Regions from separate parts of the Homo sapiens genome. Here region 2 is linked to region 1. Evidence: chromatin loops called from intact Hi-C (ENCODE). Cell type or tissue: HepG2. All regions are shown on one strand. Links, peaks and the distances in the headings refer to the core of each region. The heading gives the core; the rest is flanking DNA.

Evidence for each region. Hi-C counts contacts between places; a loop is a spot of excess contacts. Peaks named below come from ENCODE experiments on the same cell type or tissue, not always from the same donor. Only the 100,000 strongest peaks of a DNase experiment are listed, where the experiment ranks them.
Region 2: a loop joins it to region 1, with 5 times the contacts of the local background. A loop is called at or near these places in 2 of 110 quality-filtered maps.

Annotation. Positions count from the first base shown.
Region 1 is chr6:137,698,480-137,710,835 of GRCh38, forward strand. LOC124901411 (a long non-coding RNA gene) reads left to right here. Exons shown (of 2, transcript XR_007059789.1): 2 at 198-1,936. It also overlaps the pseudogene PTPN11P3. Among named protein-coding and RNA genes, the nearest start is that of LINC02539, 34 kb to the right of the region's middle. RefSeq lists enhancers at 755-1,954, 765-894 and a silencer at 9,264-9,313. In HepG2, for the core only: CTCF peaks have their summits at 7,024 (motif pointing right) and 9,577 (motif pointing right); DNase peaks (open chromatin) are centred at 2,832, 7,022, 9,242, 9,612 and 2 weaker places; H3K4me3 peaks cover 615 bases.
Region 2 is chr6:137,265,293-137,277,648 of GRCh38, forward strand. No RefSeq gene overlaps it. Among named protein-coding and RNA genes, the nearest start is that of IFNGR1, 52 kb to the left of the region's middle. In HepG2, for the core only: a CTCF peak has its summit at 6,489 (motif pointing right); a DNase peak (open chromatin) is centred at 6,489.

The DNA of each region.
Region 1 (12,356 bases), core at 2,711-10,710:
TTGTTGTTGTTGTTGTTTAATGAAATACAAATTCCTCTCCTTCCTATGCCAAAGTGCTCGGCCATCCAGCACGGCCTTCAAGCAGGGGACTTCAGAAAGATAGTCCACAGGAAGCCTGGGACTAAAAACTTGATGTTATTCAACTTGTGTGTTGATGATGACTGTAGGGCTAATGTTTTTCTGATTCTGTCTCTTAGATTCTCTCTGGACTATTTCATGGCTCAGGAACCACATCCTCCTTCCCCACTTCCTGAGTGTATGGGATGGCCACATATACTGAAGCTCAATCTTATGAAAAGAGCATTTCAGAGGCAGGAGGATCTGGATTTGAATTCCGGCTTGATCCTGGGCTGAACAGGACCAGTTCTGCTTTCTGCCCTGGGGCAAGTTACCCAACATCGCTGAGCATCTGTTTCCTTCACTATAAAATGAGGATGATGATACCACGTGGGATTGTTGAGAAGATAAAAAGAGAAAGCACTTGAAAAGCTTCTAAACATGACCTCTCACAAAGCTGTTCAATAACTGTTAGCTCCCTTTTCTCCTCCTTGCAGCTGCTGTTTCCTGGAGTTGCAAACGTTTCTAGGTGAGCTCATGTGAGACCATCTGAAACATTCCAAGAAGTAGTCCAGATGTAAAGACAGCTTTATCTTTGGCCAGGTGCAGTCTTACTAGAATGGCCCATCCTGGTAGAGAATCATGTGGCCCCTTAGACAACTATGACACCAGGAATTGGATGAAACAAAGTTTCAGCTACAGGATGAGGATATATAGATAAATGTTGATGACATATTTCTTTCCTTTTTTGGTTTCCTTTTCCCTTGAAAATGCTTTCAGATCTCTGAGACATCCCGTTGTCATCTTCCTCTTTTAAAACCCTTCGTGTGCTCTTTTCTATGAAGGGCTGGTTGGCAGCTGATGAGGCCCCAGGCTGGAAGGAACTCACCGGCTCATGGCTCACCAACCCCTAACTACAGCTGGGCAGGCAAGGAGGGAGGCTGCAATTTCATTCACTTCTTTAGATTGATGTTTTGACATCTTTAGAAGCCTCTGTTAAAATGGAAATGTGGAATCTGAGTAGTGTGGTCAAACTGGTATACGAGGACATTTTGGTGGTGACTCAAGTCTGATGAAGCTTTTCTAGTAATTTGTGCCTTCCATTTCCTAGGAACAAGAGTGAGTGAGGACTAAGGACACAAAACAGCAGCAGTTTCAGCCCCACTCCTATAATATTCTAAAAGCTTGTCCTTAGATCTTGATATTCTTCTCTCAGGCAGAGAGCTTAAGAATATTAGAGAAATATCCTGATACTTTTGCATTTTAAGGTAAGCCACAGCCAGAAAGAACAATGGGAGGCCCAGAAGCCCACCTCCAACCACTCCAACCAGATACACCAAGGACTCTGGCTCAGACCAGATACAGCCACCTTGGTGATCCAGAGAGGCCTCCTGCTGGGTGCAGTGGCTCAAGCCTGTAATCCCACCACTTTGAGAAGCTGAGGTGGGAGGATTGCTTGAAGCCAGGAGTTCAAGACCAGCCTGGGCAACATAGCAAGACCCCATCTCTACAAAAGAAAAAAAGAGAGAGAGAGTGAGAGAGGCCTCCTATCAGGAATCATGCTCAAGTTCCAATTCAATTTCAATGAGAGATAAGGGAGTAAACAGCAGGAAGGAGGGAGATTCCAGAAGACCCCAAGACTGCATTGTTGGGCTGTCATTGTTCATGGGAATTACTCACCCATGGGTCTCCATCGGGTTTCACCCACAGGTCTGTGCACCATGTCTTGCTCTCTAGGAACCAGAACATCTCTATGGTTCTTTGGATAGAAGTACTCTATTTCAGTGACTCTTAGATTTTTGTTTATTTTTAAAAAGGGATAGTTGTGGTGAATTGCATTAGGATTACTAAAATAAAAGCATTAAGAAACTCCCCAAAACTCCAAATACATCTGGAGTCATTCTTTCCTAATAGGGACAATATTTTATTACCAAAAATGGTAGAAGGGTTAGAAGGGCCTAAGTCTCAGGATAAAGGATAGTTCATTGCATTTAACTAATTCACATTCAGAAAAATGTTTTTCAAATTGATCTTATTTTTCTTATTTTGCCATGGATTGATAAAACTTTATCACAAATTAGAACAGAGAATTAGGAGGTCTATGTTTAAATCCAGACCCTGATGCTATTTACATCCCCTAGGCAAAGGAATTATTCTCTCTGACTTTTATTTTGTTATTTCCTAAAGGAAAGAATTGTATTAGTTGATTTCTTAAGCAGCTCTCACTTTCTTTGAGCTCCTATTTCTCTGATTGTAATGTGGAAAACTGAGCTCTATTTCATACATAACCACACCCTTCATCTAACATTTTATAACAAATATTGTTTCCCTGATTTCTCCATTTGCAGCCCAGATAACAACTCTCTTCCTAGGATTAGTGAAAGCTTGTAGTATCATACAAAACCCAGTAATTTTCCCACTAATCGGGGAGTTTCCCAGAATTATCTGCCAAAGGTTATTTTGGCACCTAACAACGTTTTTTACTTTTCCGTCATCAGTATTATCATCAACAAAAAATATTTCTTAAGTTAACAAGGAAAATACTGAATACAGAGAATAAAGACATAATCATAGAATGGGTAAAAGTTCAGGCAGTCTGTTAGAGAGCAGTACTTTTCTCATATCTTAACCACATCAAGGACCTGGGACAGGGATGATGGTGATTGGAGCGGCAGCTTTGAGGGTCACATACTGATGTCGTCAGTGGAAAGAGAAGCCAGCACCCCCCTTCTCATCAGTCCAAAACCATCATAGAAAAAAAAAAACAGGATTACGTAAGAAGTTGGACTATGGGGAGGGCAGGAGAAGTGAGACTTTATGGGGCCAGATGTCAAGGACATTTCACAAAAGAGAGCCATACCTTAGATCAATGCTGCGACTGGCTCCCAGAGACATTTAGTCATGTCTGGAAACATCTTTGATTATCACATCTGTGAAGGAGTGCTATTGACATCTAGAGAGTAGAAGCCAGAGGTGCTGCTAAACATCCCAGAGAACACAGTCACCCTATAAACACAGGGCAGCCCCCACAATGAAGAATTATCCAGCCCAAAATGTCAATGGTGTTGAAGTTGAAAAATCCTGCATTGGAGTAAACTTGAGAGTGATCATGAGACTAAGAGCAAGAGAACATTTGACGTCGGTGTGATAAACAAGGAAAGGGATATCTTTGAGGCAGAGAAGAGGAAAGTGAGGAGGTACATTCCTTACCAAAATCTGGACACCTCCCATCCTTTACTGAGGTTCTAGAATCAGTCCTAAGAAGTACAGAAGATCTAGCATCCAGGCCGGGCCTGTTGTCCTGAGAGCAGAAGCAGGGAGTTGGGATGAAAAGCAGAGGGACTACTGCTCTCCCTCATCAGTGCATTTACCATGGAAAACTGCTGGTGTGAAGATGGCTAAGACCACACTGAATGAGAAGGAATGAGAGCAAGTGACGTGAGGGCCAAGTCGTCAGACCCAGAGCAAAGCATGGTGAGCAAAGTGGATCTGCTCCCTCAAGAGGTGCAAACCTAACTCCTGGACTTTCCCCAGCTCAGAGCAGCTGCCCTGTTAGAACAGGGCCACACCATTGCTGGGGTTTGGCACACAAAAATCCCTGACCTTAAGTGCTCTGAGTTACTAAATAATCCCAGGGTAATTAGGTAGTCCCAAGGGAATCCCATAGTTTAAAATTATGGGCTCCTGAAGGTCCTGTTTGGTCCCTAAAGTCTTACTAAGATTCATTATTTCCTTAATCAATAGTTATTGAATACCTATTACTTGCCAGGTCTGTCCAGCAGGTGAGAAAACAATTGGAAGCAGAAACAGACATAGTCCTCTCATGCCTAGCACTTAGAGTCTTTCAGGAGAAATAGTAAGTAAGCAAATCATCACGCAAGTATCATAGCTGAAATGCATGCTCTGAAGGCATGAGGGAGTATCATGGGGCGTCTGTTAGTCATGGGGGAACGGGGCAGCCTTTCCGTGAAAATGGGGCCAGGAAGGCCTTTTAACTAAGGGGGATTTACTGGCAAAAAGACTGTGAATTTACATTCTTGATAGTGTGTCCAAGTGAGGTTGTAGGTTCAGGTGCATTGACCCTCTGACAGGACTGAGAGAAGTTGCTAAGTCCCCCCGAAACAACCTCATATTCTGTCTTTTCAATCTCAGTGGAGGCCAACTAAATTTTCCAGTACTCAGGCCAAAAGTCTTGGGTCACCCTTTACTCTGCTCTTTCTCACGTCTCACAATGAATGAATCTCTACTTAAATTTTGCTAGTTCTATGTTAAGATTGTATGCAGAATCTGGCCATTTCTCATCAACTCCACTATACCCTCAGTGCAAGCCACCAGCACCCCTCCTCTGGCTGCCTTCAGCAGCCTCCTAACTGATCTCCTGACTCCTGTCCTTGCTCCCTAGTCTATTCTGAAAATAGCAGCTAGCATAATTCTTGCTCCCTACAGTCTATTCTTGCTCCCTACAGTCTATTCTGAAAATAGCAGCTAGCATAATTCTTTTAAAATGAATGTCAGATCACATTGCTTGTTTGTTCAAAACCTTCTAATGATTCCCCATTGCACTCAAGAGTAAAAGCCAAAGTCCTCCCTAAAACCCACAAGGCAATTCACAATCCACCTTCCCTGAATCATGTTCTAGGCCCCACCTACCTCCTTGCCTCCAGCACACTGGACTCCTTTATTATTCCAGACACTCTCCTTCCTCAGGCTCTTTGCATGGGCTGCTTGCTCCCCTCGCCTGGAGTGCTCCTCCTCCCCATGGCCACATGGCTCCCTGCTTCATGAACTACAAGTCTCTGCTCAGATGCCATCTTCTCCATGAAGTGTGCCCTGACTATCCAACTCAAAATTACAACCTACCCCTCTGCACACATTCCCCACTGCCATTCCCTGCAGTCTGTTTTTCCATAGCACTTATTACTATTTCCCATCCTCTCTATATAACAGACTTATTTAGTTTATTCATTGTTTATCTTCCCCCATTAGAATTGTATGCTCTTAGAGGCAGAGATTTTAGTCTGCTTTGTTCACTGATATATTTGAGCATCCAGTAGAGTGCTTGGCATATACATGTACACAGCATAGATAGATAGATAGATAGATAGATAGATAGATAGATAGATGATAGATAGATAATAGGTAGATGATAGATAGATGATAGATAATAGATAGATGATGATAGATGATGATAGATAGATAGATAGACAGATAGATAATAGGTAGATGATAGATAGATGATAGATAATAGATAGATGATGATAGATGATGATAGATAGATAGATAGACAGATAGATAATAGGTAGATGATAGATAGATGATAGATAATAGATAGATGATGATAGATAGATAGATAATAGATAGATATGAAAAAACCATGGCTATTCATTCCATTGCTATGTAGATTTATAAATTAATATTTTAAATAAATCTTACAATTGTACAATAGTGAACACAGTTAGATTGCATTGCAGTTCATAAAAATAATCATTTTTTTCAATATAAGCTTTTTTTTCTTTTTTTTTGAACGAACGTCTTGCTCTACTGCCCAGGCTGGAGTGTAGTGGTGCGATCACAGTTCACTGCAGCCTTGACCTCCTGGGCTATAGCCATCCTCCTGCTTCAATCTCCTGAGTAGCTGGGACTAAAAGTGTGCACCACCACACCCAGCTATGTTTTTGATTTTTTGTAGAGGGGAGGTTTTATCTTGTTGCACATATCTCAAACTCCTGGGCTCAAGCAATTCTCCCACCTTGGCCTCCCAAAGTGTTGGGATTACAGGCTTGAGCCACTTTGCCCAGCCTAGACATTTTAAATATAGAATTTCATTAATTTGATTGAAGTATGTCTTCATTTTTGTTTTTATTTTTATTTTTTCATGTCAAAGATGTCATAGCATTTTATTTCCGTTACAAAAGTCAACCAATGATATTTTCATTGAAATATCTGCACTGAATGATGATTCAACATATGAGGCAAAGAGGGAGGTTTTTGGAAAAGGCATTTAAGGTAGAACATTAGCAAATCTTACCGGTTGGCTAAAACAAAAATGAGCTCGTTCAACCTGGCTGGAGGCCTGTTAGGGCTGTTCCTTCTCACTGTGGCCTGACTAAAAAACCAGTGACATTAAGAAAGCATCACATTTCCCAAGTCTGGGGGTGCCCCAGTGGGGTGGTGCTGCTCTCAAAAGCCCTGTGTTCCTAAAAACATCCATCCTCACAAGATCAGTTTCCCCAAGTGCTGGTTCCAAAAATAAGCTCAGGGCTGGCAGAAATTGTTCAGGAAGCTTCTTGAAGTCCCCTCCTTTATTTCTCAGTCTGACTTTCAGCTTGTCCCAGCTACTGTAAGCAGCTTCGGCTTCCCAAGGTCACTGGCAACTCCTACTTTTGCTAATATCCTTGGTTTTCCATGGCACGGGTTGTGACTGTTTTTTAGACTAGTGGTCCCCCAATTAACTGCACCTCCACTTCATACCCTTTTCTTGAATCTGAGCCGGGCTTGTAACTTGTGTAGTAAGTAGAGGGCATACTCCAGCTCTCTTCTGATTAGAAAAAATCCTCATCGTTATCATAATCAACAGAGGGCAGTAAAAGGGATGCTGCGACAATTCTGGACTTAAGTCTTCAGGAGGCCTGGCCACTTCTGCTTTCAAGCTCTTGGTATGTGAGAGGTCTAGCTACCCTGCCAGCCAGCCACTGAAAGAGACAACACAGTGGTCTTTAAATGGTTTCAAATTTTGCTTATCAAAATGTAGTCAACAAAAATGCAAGCCTTCCAAATCCAAATTCTGTCTTCACATAAACTTTCTTGTGTCTGTTCTTCATCTTTCTAGGGAGAGGGTGAAAGTCCACATCTGTGGACTTTCTGTGCTGAAGTTTTCCAGGTTTTCTCATGTGAAACTTTTCTGTTGTATCAGGTCCACGTTTTCACAGACTCCAGCATTGTCTTCTCTCATTTCTGCACAGGGTGGCGCTGCAGTGCAAGGCGGGAGGGGGCTCTGGGCTCCACTTGTCTGGTCTGCTAGAGAATACTTAATATTTTTATATTCGTGCCCTTTCCTCTTGCTTTTCTGCTCTTCTTCAATCTTGTGCTGTAGTGTTTCAATATAATGCTGGACTGCCATATAGATAAATCGGTACTGTGCTTCTGTCTGGGCCATCCCTGACCTCTGAGACTGCACTGTGTGGATGGTTTTGAGAAGGTCAATGTTGCAGTTAATACCTTTCTCTCTGATGATGTCAATAAGACTATTAATCACAATGAACCTCCCTGTATGGCCAATTCCAGCACTGCAGTGGACCACGACCAGCCCTGCATCCATGATGCTCTCCTGCTTATGGTGCACCTCCTCCAGGAAGTCCAGCATGCCCCCGGGGTCACTGGGCACTCCGTGGTCTGGTCAGGTCCGAAAGTGGTATTGCCAGACCGTTCTCGCCATATTCCCCTGGAGTACAGCTTGTCCAACCTTTGAAAACTTAAGTTCTCTTAGCATATAGTCATGAACAGCACTTCCTTTGATGTTCCTAACACACATGACCCCATATTCTTGTAGAGCATCCTCTTCAGACCAGTATTTGACACATTTACTCTTTCCTCTCTCCATTTCTTTCATTGTCATGACAATCACTTGGGAGTTTTCTTGGAACACCATCCAGCAAAAGTCATTCACCATGTTTTGCAGGCAGCCTTGTGTGGCAATGCAACTCTTTTTGGGTTTTGAATTGTTGCACTTGGTTTCAAATTCAGGCATGATGGTGTTTGCACTGATGTAATCTGAAATAGGCTCATTGGGATCATCATCGTGTAGGACAACCCTGGTATGATCAAAGGGCAGGATGTTTTTATATCTATTTTTGTTTTTGTTTTCTTGCCTTTGACCCTCTTTTCGGCTGTAGAGAAGTTTGCACTCCTGTGGTTGTAGTGTCTCAAATTCTTCCCAAAAGCCTTGTTGGACTTTGTCTGTGGTCTCAGCTAATTTGCTTAGTTCTCAAACTCTGCTTTCTATTTCAGCAGCATTTATACGAGTCATGTTAAGGGGCTGCTTGAGTCGTAGTACTGTACCCAATGTTTCCAGCATAGGATTCTTCTTGTAATGTTCCACGAGATCCGTCAAAGAATCAAACCGTTTTCCTCCACCAACGTCGTATTTCAGTTCCTGACAGCGAATCATGACATGGGTCACTTTACACTTGCTGTCATTGCTCTCTTTTTTGTCATCACTGGTGCGCACAGAGAGAACAAAATCTCCAGGGTGGCTCTGGCTCTCTCGTATAAGAAAGCTACCATGTTTTCCTTTTTCAGTTAATTTCTCTGCTTCTTTCCCAAAGAGGTGTCCGTGAAACCATCTTTCAGAGGCAGGATCCGCACAGTTCAGAGGATATTTAAGCTCAACAACATCTCCATTCTTCTCTTTTAATTGCCTGTGATGTTCCATGTAATACTGGACCAACTCAGCCGAAGTGGCAAACTTTTCCCCCCAAACGGGTCCTAGTAATCACCAGTGTTCTGAATCTTGATGTGGGTGACAGCTCTATTTCTTCTAATGGAACATGTGAAGTCTCCAGGGGTACTTTTACTAGGCCTTGCCAAAAAACTGCCATCAACTCCTCTTGTCGACAATAGGTTTTTCTGCCTCCACACCACTGATATTTGGGTGAAACCATTGTCTCCAAGCCTCAGTTTCCTCCTTTCTTTTCTTTCTATAAGATAAAGATAGTAGGCTGGGTGCAGTGGCTCACGCCTGTAATCCCAACACTTTGGGAGGCTGCGGCAGGAGGATCGCTTGAGTCCAGGAGTTCGAGGCCAGCCTGGGCAAAAAAGCGAGACTTTGTTTCTACAAAAAATACAAAAAACTAACCGGGAGTGGAGGCTGAGGCGGGAGGATCACTTGAACCCAGGAAGTCAAGGCTGCAATGAGTCATGATCACCCCGCTGCACTCCAGGCTACTTTATTTTTATTTTTAATGAACAGGGATCTTTTTAAAATGGAAGTGGTTGGTCCTTGATGTCTGGCTTCCCTTGCTAATAAATAAACCCAGAGAACTATTTGCAATGGTGTAGCATTTAGAATCAACAGGCTTCAAAACAGAGAGGGTCTATTCTGTTTTGTTTTGAAGTCACCCTTTGCAAAAAACATATGGTAATCTCGGGCAGCCCATGAAGCAATCGGCAAGATCTGAAGGATGAGAACAGTGTGTTCTTTGAAATCCCTCTGACAAGCAGACAGTCCCTCCTTCCCTCAAACCATCCTCAAAGGGAAGTGTGTCGGCTTGGGCAGTAATGAGACGGTGTGGGAATTCCCCTGTCCCCTTGGTTCACTTTACAGACAAAGTTCATTAGGGTTAAAGATGGGTCATTCCCATCCACAGATTCCTTCACTTGAAATCAAGACTTCTTGGGAAATATAAATTTGGAGAACAGGTAACAGTGAACTATAGTTCCCCCCAAAACAAATTTTTTAAAAATCAGGTGGTATTAAAAATTGCTGTTTCATGACATTACCAATAGATGGCAGCACGGGATTCATCTTCGCCCATAAGCAGCTTCACCCCTGCTTTTCCTGGCGAATGTTCACTGACAACTCGGCCTCAGGACTTTGACGCTCTTGGTGTCATCAGAGAGCAATTTGAGGTGTGCAATAAAATCTTTGGGTTCCCCGCCCCGCCTTCTGTAGGTGACCTCAAACCACAATCACCAATCGACTGCGGTGCTGTGACCTGGAAAAACAGCAAGGAAACTAAAAACAAAACAAAACAAAACAAAACAAAAACCCATCCTGTGAGCTCTGCAAAGGAGAACAAGATCATGGCACACAGGCAATTAGCAAACTAAATTGAAGATGAGTTCTGTTAGAAGAGTCAAAAAACAAAGAGAACAATTTTTGTGAATTGCGTTTTTAAGATCACTGCATCCAAACACTGGAGCTTCAACATAAAGACTCCTGAGCCATGTATTCTGACTTGACCCCTGCAGTTCCTTCCAGTTCCAAAAATCTCTGATCTGTGAATAGAAAAGTTCCAGCAGATACGTTTCTAAGAGCATGAAATTATTTCTAGATACTAGTCTAGTACCTACATGTATTAAAACACAAAAATAAACAAACAAAAAGACCTTCATGCTAATCAAAATATTTTTTAACAGAAAGGAAACCAAAACCTATTGGACCCAGCCCACAAGAACTGTGTTTTTTCCAATGCACATAGCAATAGAGTCATGTTTTGAAAACCAATTATGTAGGCTATAACACCCATTGTAGAAAGAATAGAATAGAATAGAACAGATCAGAATGCATCACAGTCTGCAGGGTTGTAAAGTAAAATTTCTTGCTTTACATCATGGGCCAAAGAAAACTTGCAAAGCTCTATCATGGAGAACAGCATCTGTCTTCAACCTTTGTATCTTCCACAGCCCAACACCAACAAGCTCCTCACCATCAAAACATCTAAATGGGCAAATAGAACTTTTGGTGGGTTTGAGTGGCACCAAGCATCAAGCTACATTAATACTCTTCTCAATCACTGTCATACAAATATGGAGAATTCGGTTATTTATCATCATTTTCTGCATATCCATACTATTCCAAGACAATCCCAATTTCTGGCTTTTTGTTCTACTCTTCCATAAGCATATTCATAGTGATAATGTTGTATGTCCTGAGTTTCAGTTTGGAAAATATAGTCCCTGGTTAAATCAATGGGCATCGGATAAAAACTTTAATGTCTAAAGGGGCTGGGTAGGTAGAATCAATGAGTGAAGCAAGCCAGGAATAACAAAGGATTAAAATGTGGATTTTACAGGAGATGTATACATTTTTTAAAAGTTAATAATAACATTAAAAAAGGAAAGTGACATTGTGCGGGAAGAAGAAATTAGGTCTTCTATGGACTGAATTTTATCCCTTCAAAATTCATATATTGAAGTCCTAGCTCCCAATGTGACTATATTTGGAGACAGGTCTTTAGGAGGTAGTTAAGGTTAAACGAGGGCATAAGGGTGGGGCCCTAATCCTGTATGACTGGTGGCCTTATGACCTTATTATGGAAGGAAGAGGTCTCTCTCTCTCTCCCTCTCTTTCTCTCTCTCTCTGTGTGAACGTGCACCAAAGAAAGGCATGTGACCATGTTGCAAGACGACAAATGTGTGCAAGCCAGAAAGACAGCCTTCACCAGGGAACCGAATTAGCCAGCACCTTGATTTTTGACTTCCCAGCCTCCAGAACTGTGAGAAATAGATTTCTGTTGTTTAAGCCACCCAGGCTACGATCTTTTGTTACAGCAGCCTGAGCAGACTAACGCGAAGGCTTAGGCCTGGATGTGCTCAGGGCCCTCCAGGGGGCAACTTCAGGTTGAATGAAGCCCTGCAGATTGAAGGAAGCACAAACTCATTGGGGTTAATATCTGATGTCATTTAAGTATCAGTCCTCATCAGGGCTCTGAAGTCCTGGGGCAACCTGTAACAGGATATTCATTCATTAAACAAATGTTTCAGGAGTACAAGATTGAAACTAGTTTGACTGTGAGTCAAGTGGGCCAAAGAACAGCTACTTGGAGAGCATAGAAAGAAAAGTGAGCAATTCCAGAAGAATGGGTGATCTCCAGAATTTCAGAATGAGCATCTAAGCACTCCCACACCCATGGGCCTGGGAAGAGATTGACATCAGCAGGGCAGGGACCATAGCATGGGCTTTCAATTTCACCTTCTCATCCTGCTCCAAGTCATTTTCTCTCCTGTTCTAGTACAATTCAAATATTATTTGATTTAAGCCTCATGGTTTTCAGAATTTCTTTCATTTTTTTCAATAATTATTTTTTAAGTACACATCTAGGTACATTGGTGAAGAAAACAAATGAAAATTCTTGTGTTCATGGCACTTTAGTTAGGTAGATAATAAAGTAAGTAGAAAATGTGAGATGGCAGAAGGCCATAATATGCATTGGTAGTATTGTTTGAGAATATTCAATTCTGCTAAAGAAGAAATCAACTGAAATAAGTGAAACTCATGTTTAAGTATAGGAAGATCAGTTAGCAGCATGAGAGACAGGTTAGAAAGATCAAGTGGGTCATACGTATACACACAGGAAGAGGAAGGAAGGGCAGCGCCAGGATACCTGAGATTCATAACACTGTAATATATGTGAGACACTCGATATTCATGAGTTCTTTATTTGGCTACTCATTTGTGAAATTTATTCTGACCTTGAGTGACCTTTGCCCCCAAAAACCAAATAGAATCTTGCTGCTCAGCAGGTTAATTGGCAAGCACCAGCCACGCCCATGTGCTGGAGCCTCATACCGTTTCCACC
Region 2 (12,356 bases), core at 2,682-10,681, 430 kb before region 1:
ATAAAAAAAGCAAGTCATAAAAGATCACATATTGTATGATTTTATTTATGAGAAATGTCTAGAGTAGGCAAATCTACAGAGACAAAAAGTACATTAGTGGGCACCTAGGGCCAAAGAGGGGAGAGAGAATGGGCAGTGATGGCAGCAGGGTGTTTGGAGGAGGGCTGGTGATGAAAATGCTCTAAAGTTATAGAGATGTTTGCACAAATATATTAATATATTTTAAAACATTGAATTGTATATGTTAAATGATTGAATTTTATGGTATGTGACACATGTCAAGAAAGATGTTTTTAAAAATAGTTCAGGAAAATGGATATATATACAAATTATGCAACTAGTTCACTTTCCAGAATCCCATAAATTAAAACTCCTATGACTTGTAAATCTTCTAGATCTTAGACCGGATTATCATAAGCCTATTCTTAACTAGAAATTTCCTGGACACATGCCAAGGAATAAAAACTCTTGGCTGGGTGCGGCGCCTTAGAAACCCTGAGAGACAAGTATTATCTTCTAATCAACAAAACTGGTAGATGATTAAATTATTGGTTCAGAGTACAGGCTTTTTGCTAGACAGAAACATCCAAAACTTAATACTTAATAAAGGAAATTAAGAACAGAGATTTTTCATAGTGGAAACCTTGTTAAGATTACCGAGGCTTACAGGAGATAGTACCAGAGCATGCATGTATTTGGCAGCTACTGAGAGTCTGCTATTTGCCAGAAGATATTAGACACTGGAAAGAAATGTTTAAAAGGCTGAGTCCCTGCCCTAAGGGAGCTTATGGTCCAGGGAAGAGACACAAATGCGTTTCATATCACATGTTAAGTGCTGCGGGGAGGGTATGCAAGGAAACGAAGGGACAGAGAAGAGAGTTGGTCACCCTGGTTGGGAGACCAGAGATGCCTCCTCAGAGGAGTTTCTAGGAGAGGATCAGGGTTGGAGCAGGTGTGGGATTTCAAAGCACAGCCATCTGGAATGTGCACTCAGAAAGAAGAAAACCTCAGGGGACAAGGAGAGCCAGTGTCTGAAAAATGGCGCAAAAGGCTGTTCTCTTCTGTTATGCTATGTTTATGTTTCTTTGAGGAGGGAACTGTGTAAGAGGTAATGTGTGGTAACGTATTAGCACTTGAGAAGGAAATGCCTTTGACTCAGTGCAATTTCTTCCCCAGTAAGAATAATCTCCAAAGACTGCTAAAAATATAGAGGAGAAGCAAAGTGAAGTCTTCGTTTTTTCTTTTTTCATCTCTTCACAGCAGGTGAATTAACCCAAAATTCGTCATCATAGGAGCAGCAGTTCTTTTTTAACCTCACATACAATTTTACATTTTCCTTAAAAACTCTTTATTTCAAATACACACAAATGGAGAGAGGAGTGTGATAAAACCCCATATTCCTGCTGGCTTAGTCTGTTTTGTGTTGCTATAAAGGCGTACCTGTGGCTGGGTGGTTTGTAAGGAAAGAGGTTGAGTTAGTTCATGTTCTGCAGCCTGTGCAAGAAGCATGGTGCTGGCATCTGCTCTGCTTCTGGTGAGGACTTTTGTGCTCCATCAAAACATGGTGCAGAAGGTCAAATGGCAGGCAGGCAGGTGCAAAGATGGATCAAACCTGGGGGGCCTCTTGGCTTTAGAGCAACACACTCCCTTGGGAACTAATCCATCCCCTCAAAACCAATCCATCTCGGGACAGCATGAGAACTTACTCACTACCCTGAGAACAGCACCAAACCATTCATAACCCATGACCTGAACTCCTCCCACTGCACCCCACATCCCAACATCACCACACTGGGGATCAAATTTCAACATAATATTTGGTGGGGAACATACAAGTCATATTCAATCCATAGCAGCAGCCATCCAGATTTTAAAATAATCAACATTTTGCCCACTTGAATCACCTGTTTGCACCCCTTTTTTGTTGAAGAATTTTAAAGCAAATTCCAGGCAAAATGGCACTTACCACCTAGTATTTCAATGTGTCCCTAAAAGAGGGAAATATAACCAGTTACCACTATCACACCTAAATTCATAACAATAATTAATTAATATCTAATTCCCAGTCCATCCATATTCAAAGTTCATTGACTGTTTAATAAACTTGTTTTTTTTTTTTTTTTTTTGGACGGAGTTTTGCTCTTGTTGCCCAGGCTGGAGTGTAATGGCGTGATCTTGGCTTGCTGCAACCTCTGCCTCCCAGGTTCAAGTGATTCTCCTGTCTCAGCCTCCCGAGTAGCTGAGATTACAGGCGCCTGCCACCACGCCTGGCTAATTTTTGTATTTTTAGTAGAGACAGGGTTTCATCATATTGGTCTGGCTGGTCTCGAACTCCTGACCTCAGGTGATCCGCCCGCCTCAGCCTCCCAAAGTGCTGGGATTACAGATGTGAGCTACTGTGCCTGGCCAATAAATGTCTTTTTAAGATGATTTTTTTTTCCAAATCAAGATCCAAGCGAGACTCACATGTTACATTCAGTTGTCATGCCCCCTTGTACATCTGTAGCAAGCCCCTCTCCCCTCTTCTTTTCCCTTCCCATTGACTTAACTGAAAAAACCTGGTGTAATTGTCCCATAGAACAATGTGCATAGAATATACATTGTTCCACATTCTAGGTTTGCCTGATTACTTCCTCATGGTGACAGCATCATTCAACCAGCTCTTCTTCTTTGTATTTTTAGTAGAGACGCGGTTTCACCATGTTGGCCAGATGGTCTCGATCTCTTGACCTCGTGATCCACCCGCCTCAGCCTCCCAAAGTGATGGGATTACAGGCATGAGCCACCACACCTGGCCGAAATGTATTTCTTAAGTAATAAGATTTGAAAGTTGAAATTACTCCTTGATTCATTGGCTACAGAATGGATGTTGTGTTGAATAACATTCATCTCATTGTACATCTCTGTCAGAGCTCTTGAGTGACTAGATGCACTGTCAGTGAGTGATAATATTTGGAAAGAAATCTTTTTTTTTCTGAGCATTAAGTCTCAATAGCGGACTTAAAATATTCAGCAATTCATGCTATACACAGATGTGCTGTCATCCAGGTTTTGTTGTTCCACTTAAAGAGTGCAGGCAGAGCAGATTTAGCATAATTCTTCCTAGAGTTTTCAAAATGGCAAATGAGCATTCGCTACAATGTTAGGTCACTAGCTGCAATAGCCCCAATCAAAAGAGTCAGCTATTGCTTGAAGCTTTGAAGCCAGGCACTGACTTTTCTTCTCCAGCTATGAAAGTTCTGAAGAGCATCTTCTTCTAATATAAGACTGCTTTTTGTCCACAGACAATATGTTTCTTTTGCCCTCTTCATCAGTGATCTTAGCTGGCTTTTCTGGATAACGCTGCAGCTTCTCCATCAGCACTTGCTGCCTCACCTCGTACTTTTATGTTATGGAGATGGCTTCCTTCCTTAAGCTTCATGAGCCGACCTCTGTTAGCTCCAACTTTTCTTCTGCAGCTTACTCATCTCTCTCAGCCTTCGTAGAATTGAAGAAAGTTAGGGTGTTGCTCTGGATTAGGCTTTTGCTTAAGGGAATGTTGCGCCTGGCTTGATCTTCTATTGAGTCCACTCAAACTTTTTCCATACCAGCAATAGGGCTGTTTTACTTAGCGTTTGTGTGTCCACCCGAGTAGCACTTACTTTCCTTCAAGAACTTTTCCTTTGCATTCACAAGTTGGCTGTTTGCTGCAAAGGTCAAGTTTGGTGCAAAAGAAAAGTTCTTGGAAAGTAAAAGTGCTACTCTGCTACCTTGGTTGTCAACACGCCTTCCATGCTAAATGTAATCATTTCTAGAATTGGATTTAAAGTGAGAGATGTGTGACTTTTATTTTCACTTGAACACATAGAGACCATTGTGGAGTTACTAACTGACCTGATTTCAATATTATTGTATCTCAGGGAATAGGGAGACCTGAGAAGCAGGAGAGAGATGAGGAATGGCTGGTTGGTAGAGCAGTCATGGTAAAACATACATTTATTGATTAAGTTCATCATCTTATATGAACGTGGTTCATGGCACCCCCCAAAAACTACAATAATAGCATCAAAGATCACTGATCACAGATCACCATAATAGATAAAATATGAAAAAGTTTGAAATATTGTGATAATTGCCAAAATGTGACACAGAGACATGAGATGAGCACCTGTTGTGGAAAGTTGGCACCTATAGACTTGCTTAACACACAGCTGCCACAAAACCTCAATTTGTAAAAAACATCCGCATCTGCATAGCATCATAAAGTGAAGTGCAATAAAATAAAATATGCCTTTATTCAATGTTTTTCAACCAGTTGTAGTCATTACTGTTTTCACATCCTCAGATGTCACATTTGACAACGGAAAACCTTCAAGTGGATCTGTGTGTTCTGCTGGTATTTTCCTTGCTTTCTGGCATAAGCATGTCATAGAACCCCAAATTCAGGCTCGTGTACCCAGCATGCAGCTGAGGCCAAACCCTGACACAAAGGTGCTTGGAGATAGAGAAGGGTTTATCTGATTTGCCCAAAATGAGGTGGGAGGGCAAAAATCTCTCCAATCTACCTTAACAAAAAGAAGAGGCGGGGAGTTTTTATTTGGCTGGAGAGTAAAGGATGGGGAGTTACAGGAAATCTAGGGGAAAAAAGTCTGTTTCTTCAGTCTGAGATAACACCTTGAGCAACCAGACTTCTTGGCATCAGCAGCTGGTCACGACATCCCTCTAGGCATTCATTCTTTCTGCAAACTTTTTTTGTGACACTGGAGTTATCTCCTGCTGCTTGGCACAGGAACGGTACATCTATAGTTTATAATTACATTGTGGGAACAAGGAATTTTGGGCAAAAAGCAAGTGGTTAACATTTGCAAGCAAGCAAGGGCCTAATCAGAATTCTCATTATTTCAGATACTAAAAAATGCTGGGGTGCTGAAATCTCCAGTGGCCCAATTGCAAGCTGTCCCAGGCTTAAAATCAGCTTTGCCCTAGACTTAAAATCAGCTATTTCTCTGGGGAGCCCTAATTCTTTTCAATGAGAAGTGAGTTTAGAGACATAATCTAGGTGATATGGGTGCTCATTGCTATTGGGCTGTCAGTGCTTCTAAACATTTCAGTCAACAGAGCTAAGAAATACATGTTTTTTTAAATAAAAAAGTGTTTTCAGAGTTTATAGTAATTTCTTTCTTGTTTCTAGTGGGGTTGGACATAGTAATATTTTTAATTCAGATTAACAATATAAGGTTTCTACTTAAGTTCTTTAATTTTTTTTCTTGTCTTCCTTTTCTCTTACACGGAAAATCTTGATTCCTACCAACATTAATATAGTTACCTATTTGCTTTGTCCTATAATGTGTATAAACTAGTTAAAAAATATAAAATCCAAATGAAAATTACTCAGTGAAGTTAAAACAATGTTACAGTTCTTTTTGTCATTAATCCTACTAAGACTTTATAGCTAACATAAAGGTAACCAGATATAATTCTTTCTTCTGTAAGGTCATGTTACCACCTTCATGATATTCCATTAATGTGTTAATTTCAGTTTATTTTTATGTTGGGAATTGATTGTTTTCTTTTTAGATTAATTTTATTTTTTGAAAGTGTAAAACAGGCACATAGAAGGGAACAACACACACTGGGGCCTATCAGAGGGGGGAAGGTGGGAGGAGGGAGAGAATCAGGAAACTAATGGGTACTAGGCTTAATACCTGGATGATGAAATAATCTGTCCAACAAAACCCCATAACACAAGTTTACCTATATAACAAACCTGCACATGTACCCCTGAGCTTAAAAATAAAAGTTAAAAAAGAAAATATAGAACATTTGTAAGATTCCAAATGTAAAAGGTTTATATGATTCTGAAGTCGTATGTAACACACCATTCAGAAAAGTCTTGCTTCCATCACTAACCCTTCCCCCATTCTCTCTCTCCCCGTGCACGTAATCACTTTCAAATACATTTAATTTAAATTTCCAGTATCTCATTTTGAAAATATAAACATGTATGTGTGTACTTATGCATATTCTTAAATGGAAAAAGCAAGATAAGTTTTGTGCATGCTATAATGCTAACTTTCATGTAAGAAAAGAGGAAAATACTGTATCTTCTATGCCCAAAATGAATAATGCTAGTCATTTTTCAGTTCCCTAAATCAGCAATGATGAGGGTTGCAATAGAAGGTGAAGCAATTAAATTGAAGTAACTGTTGGTAATTCAAACAAAAGATTCATCTTGCATTAATTACCTGAACTATTTGAATTTGTGTTGTAGTCTGTATTTCTATTTGTTTTCTGCTCCTAAAATTGAGTTTCTATTTACCATAAGCAATACTATATTTACTTTACATGTCTTTATAATGCTTGAATTATTTCAGACAAATTTACTTTCTCTTTGCCTCAGTTTCCAAATGTTGGATTGGACAAGAGGTGACCTTTTAAGTCGTCTTTCAGCTTTAGCATTGTTCTAAGCGAGCTGTCTTCACCCTTGTAATAGCTGCCATAATCCACTAGATGTCAATGCAACATAGCAACCTATTTTGGGCATTTAAGCCTCTATATCCTAGGTTTAAAACCAGGAGAAAATTAGAAAATTTTATTGATCTGTTATTTATTTTTGTTAAAAGTACAGTACTCTCTTAAAAAAGATAATACGTAATCCTGTTCTACCTAAAAGAATATAAACAACTCCAATAGAATTAATATTTTCACAGGTATCATTTTTCCAGTGCTTAAGTTGAAAAATTCAGTTTTCAAATCAACATGTATAGACTATTCCCTATAAGAGTAGTGGAATACAGAATTGAAAAAAATTTTTTAGTCATTGTATAACATTGTAAGATTTGGCATATTTAGGAGAAAAGAACGAAATTTGTTCAATATAATCCCAGATAATGGTGATCGTTGTCAAAATGGTATGATGTTTAGAGCTAAATTGTTTCTTTAGTGTGAAATTATTTATTACATTATTAATTTAATAATCTTCTTGACAGATTTTTAAGTCCCTCATGAAAAATTCAGAATTATTCTGCAAAGAAAAATGACATTATTTCTCCTCCTTGAAAAAAAGAGATGAAATAAATTTTAATACAGAATGATGTTATGTTTACATCGTAACATTGGAAAAAGTGGTTTATTTTTTCATTAAAACTTTAAATGTATCAGGGAGAGGAAATTGCTGGTGTTGCAAGGTTGTCAGTTTTTAAAAATTCTACCTTTTGCTTATGTTCCATTATAAATAATATGCTTAACATGTTTGGATTTCAAGGGCATTTTTTTTCTCTCTCTCTCTCTTTTTCTCTCTCTCAGCCTATAATTTTTCCTATCCAGGGATTGTGAAACCTAGGAAATGCCCAACAGTAAAAGGAATAATGCGAGTCATTTCTCAGTTCCCTAAATCAGCAATGATCAGGGTTGCAATAGAAGGTGAGGCAAATAAATTGAGATAACTGTTGATAATTCAAATAAAAGATTCATCTTACATTAATTACCTGAACTATTTGAGTTTATGTTGTAATCTCAAATGTAAACTGCTGATAAGAAAGTTTTCAATGTCGAATTATTTACTTTCATTAAAGTCAGAATAGTAATCTATACTCAGTAAGATTAGTTTCTATCTGCTTCAACAAATCGAAGTCTATATTTTTCATTTTTTCTTTGTCAACCTATGTCTAATTATGGTATTTCTTTAGAAGCAGAATTACTTAAGAACTATGAAATTTTTGAGATAATTGTCAATTTCCTTTCCTAAAATTAAGATCAATTTACAGTCTTACAAATAACAGATAAGTGCCTGTTTTAGTTGAGAATTAACAATTAAAGCATATTTTGCCAATTATACAGATTATAAATCATACCTTATTGTGTTTTTATTGCATTTTTCTTTATTAGTGAGTTTGGTCATTTAAAAATATATTTATTGCGGCCGGGCATGGTGGCTCATGCCTGTAATCCCAGCACTTTGGGAAGCCGAGGTGGGCGGATTGCCTGAGGTCAGGAGTCCCAGACCATCCTGGCCAACATGGTGAAACCCCTTCTCTACCAAAAATACAAAATCAACCGGGTGTGGTGGCAGATGCCTGTAATCCCAGCTACTCGGGAGGCTGAGGCAGGGGAATTGCTTGAACCAGGGAGGTGGAGGTTGCAGTGAGCCAAGATCACACCACTGCACTCCAGCCTGGGCGACAGAGTTAGACTCCATCTCAAAAAATATATATATAGCAATTAACATTTTCCCATTTAGAGCTTTTTATTATAAATTAAGAATGAAACCTCTTGTCAAAATTATTTCTATCCAATTAAAGATTTACTTTTACATTTTATTATTTTGTGCTTTTTTAAATGTACAGAAGTTTTGATTGTATTACGTCATGTAATCTCTTTCATCGCCTTTATCTTAGAAATGTCTTACCTTCATATCAGTTAAAAATACACATCTGTTTCATGCAGTATTTTAGAATTTCATTGTTTATACTAAAGTCTTTAATAAATCCTTTAGTACAGTATAAGTTGAGTGCTTATCTTAATTGTTCTTGAAATAGATAATTTTTTAAAGTTTTGTTGAATAAGTAAATCATCTTTTTTCATTTCTTTATGATTTGTTTTTACAATATACCAGTTTCTTATATTGTAGGATTTTTTAAAACTGTTTTGTTCCATCAATCTATCTTTTAATTTTTTCATTAATACCGTACAATTTATATTGTAATAGTTAACATTTTTAAACACATCATTCCTTTCTTGGTTAGTTTCAAGTATTACTGAGCTATTCTTCCTTGTTAATTCTTCCAGAATCATTTTGGGAAGTGTCTCTCATCTCAGATAAAATCTCATTGCCATGTTATTTTTATTTATTCTTCATTAACACATGAGAGTTAATTTAGGAGGAATTACAGTCATGCATTGTTCTAGCCAGGAAATTTTAAACTTACCTTTTATTATTCCTCTCTAAAAGTGTATAGTTTTCTAGAAATAAGATCTGCTCCATATCTTATAGGGTTTTTCTAGGTAGTTTATGTCATCCCATGGCTACTGGATTTTGTATGTTTATTTTGTATCTATTCACCCCAGTGAACTCTAAGGTTGTTAATTAATTTGGGGGGATGATCTTGGATATATAATACCATATGCAAATAATGAGAATTGCTGACATAAATTATTAAGGCCTGTTGAAGGTAGATTTTGATAATACACTCAAAACATAATTTAGATTTCTCACTAAAATGGAATACCCACTAGTTTTTTATTTATGAATTTACATTTTATTGTTAGATCTAAGAATTAATAAAGTGATTTTATTCTTATATAAAATACTTTTATTTTAATATCATTAAAGTAGAATAAGAAATCTGAAATTTTTAAACAGTAAAATATACCTACATATGTTTTTGATGTCGTAGTACCCAAAGCACTAGAAATAAAATGTTATATCTAATAAAATAACATTGAAATTACACATAAAATAAATCACATTTGTATTCTGCATTATCATAATCTTCCATAAATAAAATACAAATTAGTTCTGCATTTAGTTAAAAAAAAAAAAGAAAAGATCTTTGCTAACTAGATAATATTTTTAAGAAACAATTCTTCTTCATTTGAAATCTTTGGCAACATAGCCCAGATACTTTGCTTTGGCAGAAAGGTTCTTAATAGTGTTAACATGAACTTAACACTGCACCAGTACAGACATTACTATTACGTTTTGAACTAAAACAATACAATTAAAAAACACTATCTGAAATAAAACAAATCACCTCTGCTTACAGTGTAGTTATGTTTACTTTAGAAGTGTGTGGGGAAAATGCCTGCTAATAAATTTACAATTGAAATGAAATATGTTTCTGACTTGTTATAAATTTGCTTTAAAAATAGTAGTTTGATATATCTAATCATAGAACATTTACTAGCTATATTTCAATTTTTCTTTTAATATATTCATAATTAGAATTTGTAGTATTATGCAAAATTGATATTTTCTGACAAAAATTATAAAATGCTGAGTTTTGCATTTAATTAATATTATCCTAAGGACAAATAATGAAATTCATTGACTGAGAATAAATTTGCTAAGCTCTTAAAAAAAGAACAACATTCAGGGAGATTATTAAATAAATCCATGCAAAAGAACATACATTAGGAAATCAATCATTTTATATCATTTCTTGAGGAACTACATGAGACAGAGATCTCCAATAACATAATAAAAATAATTTTTTCATAGATATATTTATGCTTGAATAAACTGAAATTGATTCATGGATATAATTTAACAATTAAGATGTCTGTATCCTTCAACAATGTGAAAATGATAAAGCTTTATTCTTCTCATTGCTTCACCTTTAAACTTTATGTAGCAAAAATGTTTTTATGCACATTATCATCATATTTTTCATCTTAAAAAGTGTCAGTAAAATGCAGTGTTGTTTACTTAAAACATAATAGAAAATATTTTTATGTTGGTGTATTGTCTGGTGCAAAATATATTTTTTAATATTTCTGGTAAAGTATCTTAAGGGATTTCCAATCTTTTGATCATTGGGGTTTTGGTCACTAATATCACTGCTAATTCACTAGGGCTAATACTTTTAAAAAACAAAACTGCATTTGTCATCCTATAAATAAAACAAAGCTATGAGCTTATTTGCATAAAGACACAGAGCCAATTAATTTGACTTCAGTTCGGAGATACTTCACAAAACTGTACATCTCATAGATAAAACCATACTGGTGTTATATTTTATACTAACTAGTTTTAGCAATCATTAACAACATATAGTAGGTAATTTTAAGTGATTTTCATTTTGGATAGCAACTACATGGTCATATATATTTTACATATAACATACCACATATAATAATAATATATTGAGATATACTGTTAAAATTTATCTTAAAATATAAATATCTCAAAAAAGTCTGATTTTATTATGCAGAGAAAAAGTCAGAGTTCTTATTTTAATTAAGGTACAGTCTATGGGGGGAAAAAAAAAACCAAAACTCCCATTACATTTAAATTTAATACAATCAGTTTAAACACATGTCACTATGTTTAAGATTTATTTTCAAGATGTTTTAATTACTGACAAAAGTTTTTGTAGTCAGTTATGTTCATGGAGTTGTAAAAGTAAATTATTTTTAAAACAACCTGCTCTTAATTTAATCTATGGCTCAAGAGTTTCAAAATATTTGAGTTTAAAAATAAATAAAAATTTCATTTTTGTATATTGAATTTAAAAGAATCTGACAAGGTTTTTTTGCTTGCTTTTTTGTTGTGTTTTCATTCATTTGTAAGCAGTTTTTATTCCATAGGGTTATTAGAAACATAGTGAACTTTACTTGCCATTCAATGTATAACAACACATGACTTTTAATAAATTAAATGGAACACACTCAGTGCAGAGTAGTACTATAGAAAGAGCTCAGCCCTTCGAACAGAGATCTGAGTTCTGGATGGGCTGAGAGACTTTGGACCAGTCACTTAATCTGTCTGAGCCTCTGCTTCCATGTGAATTACTGACCTTTTATTGTCCTTGAACAAAAACATAACATCAAGCTAATACGATCATTTTGTCTTTTCTTGAGAATTTTGAAATAAATGGCCAATTCAAGAGCATGCCCTTAGCTAAGGGCCTGCACTTTTACCCTTGGGAGAGACTTGATGGATTTTTCAGTGGGAAGGCCTGCCATAAGCCCAGTTTATCAACCTCTTCACTAAAGGATTTTGGAGCCCTGGAATTGTCCATGGTTTGGAGGGTTTTTCAGATGCTTGAGAGTTACTTTGAAAGAGGTGGAAAAGGAAAGATTGACAGCGCTAGCTTAGTCTCAGAACTAATTTCCCTGGTTCGTGTCTACATGAACAAGGACTGATTAAAAAGATTTTTAGAATCTTTGTGGGAAAAACAAGGCTAATTCCATCTGGAAGGTTGACCTGAGCCTGCTGGAATAAGTGGGTAGCAAGCTAAAAAAGCAAGGAATACAGGACTGAAATGTGTGTTTAGATGGAAAGATCTGTTTATATTTCAACTTTGTATCGTTTAATAACTTCCTGGTTGGGCTTGTTTTAGTATGCTGAAGAGCTAGGATTTGGATCCCTTAAATTAATTTTTCTATCTAAAGTCTTCCAAATCTAACAGCTTGTGAGTAGAATGTATAATGTTTCCTCATAAATCAGCCATGAATTTTAAACAAATTAACCCTTAAGCTTCCTCACATCCCCTGAAGTCCATTGTGTATACTAAAGAGTATTGTCCATCCCTACTTCTGTGAAATGCACAATTCCCTCGGGAAAAAGTCTAAATTTGAACTCCTACAGAACTTTCATAGCACTGTCATTTTAATGAAGTGGTATCAACTCTTGGAAATTATTGTGCTAAATTATT